2 separate regions of the Homo sapiens genome follow, and region 2 is linked to region 1. A link is an interaction called in ENCODE POLR2A ChIA-PET data of the cell type or tissue named here. Cell type or tissue: OCI-LY7. All regions are shown on one strand. Each heading gives the region's core, and the rest is flanking DNA. Links, peaks and the distances in the headings are about the cores only. Region 1 overlaps COPS8-DT (COPS8 divergent transcript). Region 2 overlaps COPS8-DT (COPS8 divergent transcript).

Region 1 (2,912 bases), core at 129-2,628:
GCTCGCAAGCATCCCCAGTGCACAAGACAGCCCCCACGATGACGTACGACCCTTCCCGAACGTCCACAGTTAGTGCTTCCCTTGTGACCTTGTGAAGCCCTGCTCAGATTGTGAGGAGGATGATGCATTCACAGAGGCCAGTCTGCAAAGCACACTCTTCTCTCAAAGTTGATAAACCAATCTGGAAAACAAAATTTCTACCATTGACCCACTGGTGAGCACCAACCAGAGGATGAGGGGTTGGGGAGTGGCCTTAAGAGGAACAGTACTTGAGAGCTGTTGGGCTCTGAATGCCCAGTTTCTCTATCTCCACCCAGGGGATGGACCTCTCATGGGAACTGGGCAGCTCCTGCGGCAGCTCAGAAGAGCCTGCTGGTGTGCCTGGGTGGGGAGTGTGTGGGACACAGCCTCTGTGCAGGCTGCAGGGAGTCAGCCCAGGTTCCAGCACTCACTGTTCCCTGAGGTTAGTTTATTTCATCGCTGTTAGATTCTGTTTCATTATTCATCACATGTGGGTACTAACAGTGGCAAATTGTGTAGCGCTATAAGGGAATTCAATGAGATAATGCATGTGAGAGGCTTACGCTAACCTCCTGTGAATGTGGTCCTACAATGAGAGGCCTAGAGTCAAACCCCTTGTAGAAAACACTAGGTTAAATAAAATTAACCTGGATTTGCTTGTTTTCCTTGTAGGGCCTCTCAGGGCATTTAAAGCATTATTGAGCATTTCAGCTCTCTAAGAAAGGGGAACAATATACAGAGGTCTGCATACTCAGGCACCCTCAATCCCTGTATTACCTTACAGAAGTGACCTTCTCCAGCACACACCGCCGGAAACACTACTGAACCTCTGAGCACGCTGGCAAATGACTCAGTTCCTGGTGTATATATACAGGTGCCTGAGCTCATTAATTTTCTATTGGTCACTGTGAGCTTCTCTTTCAGAGGGTGGCATTTTCTAGTTGCTCCAAATCAAGGTCCTCTCTTTTGGAGTCTATAGCTGTGTTGGCCAATTTTATCCACCTGACTTTCCTGTTGTTTTTCTTTGCTCAGCTTTTAATACTGGCCTGGATTTTTAGACCTGCATTGTTATTAAATAAATGTAATATCTTTTGTTTTCCAACATTTAATCTTATTAGCTTCATTCAAAAAACAAAAGGTTAAATTGGGCTACCTGCTCATCGTCTTCTGGGTCTATGTGAAAAATGAAAAAAAAAAAAAAAAACTCCCTCCATGTTATTGTCACTTCAATCCAGGAAATTGAAATCAATACAGATACAGAAGTGGCAAGGTTTGCATTATTTTTCAGAGTCCAAAACATATGTATTTAAAATGTGTTAATAAACCATAAAACATTATACAAAATATAGAAACATTTAGTTCTCAAACTTGTGTTTCAGAAACACTCCCTTGAAAAATAAGTAAATTCAAATTACAGACTACCTAAAGTAATTATTAATGAAAGAAAAGGAAAAGAACCGGATGGGTGCGGTGGCTCACACCTGTAATCCCAGCACTTTGGGAGGCTGAAGCAGGTGGATCACTTGAGGCCAAGAGTTCAAGACCAGCCTGGCCAACATAGTGAAACCCATCTCTACTAAAAAATACAAAAATTAGCTAGGCATGGTGGCACATGCTTGTAATCCCAGCTGCTGGGGAGGCTGAAGCACGAGAATCACTTGAACCTGGGAGGCAGAGGTTGTAATGAGCTGAAATCGTGCCAATGTGCTCCAGCCTGGGCAAAAGAGCAAGACTCTGTCTCAAAAAAAAGGAAAAGAACTTAAGAATGTGAAGTCTCATGCACTAATGATTCAAAGTTTGGGAAAAGTACTGAATCATCCCCACTATAATATCAGGGCAATTGGCCATTTGATTAACACATTACAAGCCAGAGGTCACTTAATTCTGTAGGTTAGAGAACTTGCAAGAAACCAAACAGGCCACGGAGCACCAGGAGAGACAAGGAAATCCATGTGTCATAGGCAGAACTGTGCCCTCCCCAAATTCATCTGCTGAAGTCTTAATCCTCAGTACCTCAGAATGTGACCATATTTGGAGACAGGTTATTTAAAGAGGCAATTAGGTTAAAATGAGGTCATTCATGTAAGTCCTAATTTACATGACCAGTCTCTTGATACGAAGAAGTGATTAGGACAGAGACTCAACAGAAAGAAGACCACATGAAGGTACATGGAGGAGATGGCTGTCTACAAGCCAAGAAGAGAGGTCTCAGAAGGAACCAAGCCTACAGACACAGTGATCTCAGACTTCCAGCCTCCAGAACCGAGAGACAGTAAATATCTGTGGTTTAAGCCACCCAGTCAATGGAACTGAGTTATGGTAGCCCTTGCAGCCTCATACACCATGGCTCTGGGTTAGACATCCTCCGGGCTCATCACCAAGTGTGAATTCCCATGATTAAACACCATGGTTTTCCCCTGCACAGGCTGCTGCTGGAGTGTGCCATCACTTAGACTGGCTTTTCTCATCATGGGTTCCTTCTTTGAGATGTAACCAAGGCTCCGCTATGTGTTCAGCTTATCAAGGTTTTCCAGGATAGCCATGACATCTGGTTTCATTGACTAAAATGAGATTTCAGTTTCAGTCCAATGACTTGACATTTCATGTTCACTTTTCGGTCTGCTTCAGAATAATTCCAGAAAGAGTCAACTGATTTCATCAAAAGCTTTGTGTGACAGAAGGGTTCCAAATCTGAAATTCAATCTGTGGGCCAGGCTAATGTTTTGAAACAATAGCTTCAATATGGATTCAAATGGGCACTGCTATGATTAGACTGAAAAATAAAAAAATCTGTTCAGCTGCAAGAACATTAGAAAAAAAAAAAAAGAAACAGACAGAGGAGAGAAAGAAGATGAGAGAGAGAGGTGTATTTTTACCGGGGTAATTAATTG
Region 2 (2,912 bases), core at 276-2,775, 58 kb after region 1:
CCACGCTTCCTGTACAGCCTGTGGAACTGTGAGCCAATTCAACCTCTTTCCTTCATACATTACCCAGTCTCAGGTATTTTTTGTAACAGTGCGAGAATGGACTAATACGGTTGTGTGGCCATGTTTCCTCAGCTGTGGCTTGTTGACGGTTAAATATTTGCATGCAGCCACATTTCTCACAGGCTGCTCCCAGCCAGTGTCTGAGCAAGGCAGTGCAGGTCCACTCTGGGGAGAGGTTGGGCTGAGTCCTCTGGTTCAGGGTTGAGGATGCCCGGTGGCTTTGCAGAACTTTCCTGGGGCCACCTCCTCGCAGCCATCCCTCCTCTTTCCTTCACTGGGGTCAGACTCACACCACAGTCTGAAGGCTATTCCAGTTGCACCCAGCTTCCCCCCGCATTTCTCTTAGGCATTTTCCCTGATGAAATGCTTGCCTATTTGATCCATTTCTTTGCACCGCTCTTAGGGGACCTGGCGTAAATCTACCCGATTCTTACTCCTCGCCAGATCTCCCCTGCAGGTGGCTGTTCTGCAGGAGGGGTCTTGCCTTGCCTCCTCCGCTGTCATGGCTTCAGAGCGCTGGGAGCTGTCACTGCATGGAACACATCCCAGTTCCCAGGCTGCCCGAATATGAGGGCGCCTCCCTTCTTCATCTGCATGGTGACTCCTGGGGCCGCATTCCTGGGGTCCTCGGCAGCCCCTCCTTCCTGCTTCCGTGAGGTGTAGAAGATGGGGAAGTGAGTGGGCTGAGAGCAAAGAAAGGTGATTGATAGAAATGAGAAGAAAGTCTTTCTGCTCAACTCACAGAAGCATCCAAGGAATGGAGCATGGGCGCTGCCGAGTTCCCCTGGAGCTCAGGCACAGGTGTCTCCGTCAGGGGATGGGAGAAAAGTTAAAAACACAAACAAGAACAAAACCTTGTGTAGAGAGTCTCTGTGCTGGGACACAAACTGAGGCCCTCCGCATTTCACACTGAGGCCACTCATGGCATCAGGTCCTTTTGCTCCTCTCAGGCTTCCCTTCTTCCCAGTTTCTGCCTTAGGGAAAGGCCGTCATCTGTTTTCCTCTTGCATTATTTTCACCTTTATCTGTGGAAAGTTGCAAAGACTGCACAGGGGGCCTTCTCCAGATGACATGTGAAGCAACAGCCGTAGGAAACTCTAAATCCACCTGAAATTTGAGTTTCTGCTGAGGGTTAATATTTTAAATGGAACCCATGAGCCCACTATAAAGCGAAGCCCAGCTCAGTGGTGAAGGAGCGTCTACAGGAGTCATGAGGCACAGCATTTTCTAGTTCCTGACTAAAAACAGAAATGAAACCTTTTCTCTGCAGATTTTGTCAAGGTGTTCTGCAGGCAGTTGCACTTTCGACCCTCCTCATTTGCCCATTAGCAAATGGAAAAATTATAATAATGTGAACTATTTTTGTTTTGTTTTTTAAATGTTGAATGATGTGGCAGTGTAGCTAAAATCCTGCATTTGGAGGCCAGAACTGTAAGCCATTTTTGAAAGGAAGACAGTTCTCGACAATAAGCATCTTGATCTTGAAACCCTTGAGGAGCAGGGACAGAGCAGAGAGTACAGGTGAGAGCGAGAACAAGAGCAGCAAAAGAAAATGAGCAAACCATACTGGAAAAGCAACCCTTGGCCAGCCCCACTGGCTCTGAGCCACGTGCTAGGTGGGGTCAGGGGAGAAGCTCTGGGCCCTGCCAACTGTGTTCTGGCCTCAGCCCCAAGCTGTCCCTGAGGGCTGCACCCCAGAATCCGAGGATGTGAGGAGTATGGTTCTGAGCCCTGCTCTGGTGAGGAAGGGACTGGCAGACTCTCAGATCATGCCGAGGCTGCTCTCATTTGCTGTTTCATGCATGTGTGTTTTGTGTGCATGTTGAAAGGAGCAAACTGCGTGTCGCCTATGAAACATGGGTTTGGTTCTTCAGAAGAAATCCTTTTGGAGTTCTCACAAAGCTCCAAGTTATCCAGGAAGCCCCAAGGACCAAACACGCATTGTGGTTGGGACTGTGATGCCCAGATGGGCCAGTCCTGGAAATGGAGCTCATGGAAGGTGGCGTCGCGATGGCCGGTAGAGCAGGAAGGATGCGGGGCAGGGCCCCCTTGAATCAGCCTGGCTGGGAGAGGTGGGTAGGATTCAGTGAGGGTATCTCAGACTGCACTGAAATTAACATTTTATTTACACACATTCACACATATACAATACACCAAGAGACATAAGAAGGAAAAAACTATGATAAGTTGCTGCTTATGTGAGTTTCCACATGGATACAAAACACTCTTGTATGCAAAGTTAACAAGGTCTGGGCTCCTTCCCAGCACACCTCTGCCCCCGTCCCCCGGGCTTCACCTCACGGCAATGCGCTGGGCAGGGTGAGTCCCATATCGCTCTCAACAGCTGAAGGGGAGCTGCTTGTCTTGGCAGGACCTTGAGAGTTAATGACACATGTAATGGTGTGTGGGGAAAGTGAGAGACGATGGAGGATTGTGTGGTACAAAAAAGCAAAAATATGTGTTATAGAAATAGAGTATTTGCATCAAACTGAAATCCTCCCTATCCTGAGAATTTCAGGAAGAGGACAAAATCACAGGGTCACATCCTGAAGGACACCCTGCCCGGCTCTGACTTTACCCCTCTCAGTGCCCTGGGGTGGGGGTATCGATCTAGAAAGCCACCTATCGCAGGGTGTGTGTATGTGTGTGTGTGTATTCATTAGTGCTTGCGGTCACTGTGAAGACACCAACTGTTCTGAACAAGACTTTCCAATAATGCAGGGCGAGATTGCCTGAAACAAACTAGAAAAACAACATAAAAGAAGAAAAGGGAAAGCATGCCCAGGAGAGCCTCAAATATCTTTTGTCCATATTGCTGTTTTCGAAAATCCGGGGTGAATAAAAAGCTGGCA

The links. ChIA-PET counts read pairs that join two places held together with the same protein. Peaks named below come from ENCODE experiments on the same cell type or tissue, not always from the same donor. Only the 100,000 strongest peaks of a DNase experiment are listed, where the experiment ranks them.
Region 2: POLR2A ChIA-PET joins it to region 1 with 12 read pairs; 2 of 35 experiments call an interaction of 5 or more read pairs at or near these places.

The regions. Positions count from the first base shown.
Region 1 is chr2:236,999,820-237,002,731 of GRCh38, forward strand. The region is part of intron 1 of COPS8-DT (COPS8 divergent transcript); the gene reads right to left. Among named protein-coding and RNA genes, the nearest start is that of COPS8-DT, 85 kb to the right of the region's middle. In OCI-LY7, for the core only: no CTCF peak of the experiment used is centred there; no DNase peak of the experiment used is centred there.
Region 2 is chr2:237,057,994-237,060,905 of GRCh38, forward strand. All of the region lies in intron 1 of COPS8-DT (COPS8 divergent transcript), which reads right to left. It overlaps LOC105373950 (a long non-coding RNA gene), which reads left to right. Exons shown (of 3, transcript XR_007088140.1): 1 at 1-2,912. Among named protein-coding and RNA genes, the nearest start is that of COPS8-DT, 26 kb to the right of the region's middle. RefSeq lists an enhancer at 1,388-1,497. In OCI-LY7, for the core only: no CTCF peak of the experiment used is centred there; DNase peaks (open chromatin) are centred at 608 and 1,308; H3K4me3 peaks cover 2,500 bases; H3K27ac peaks cover 2,500 bases.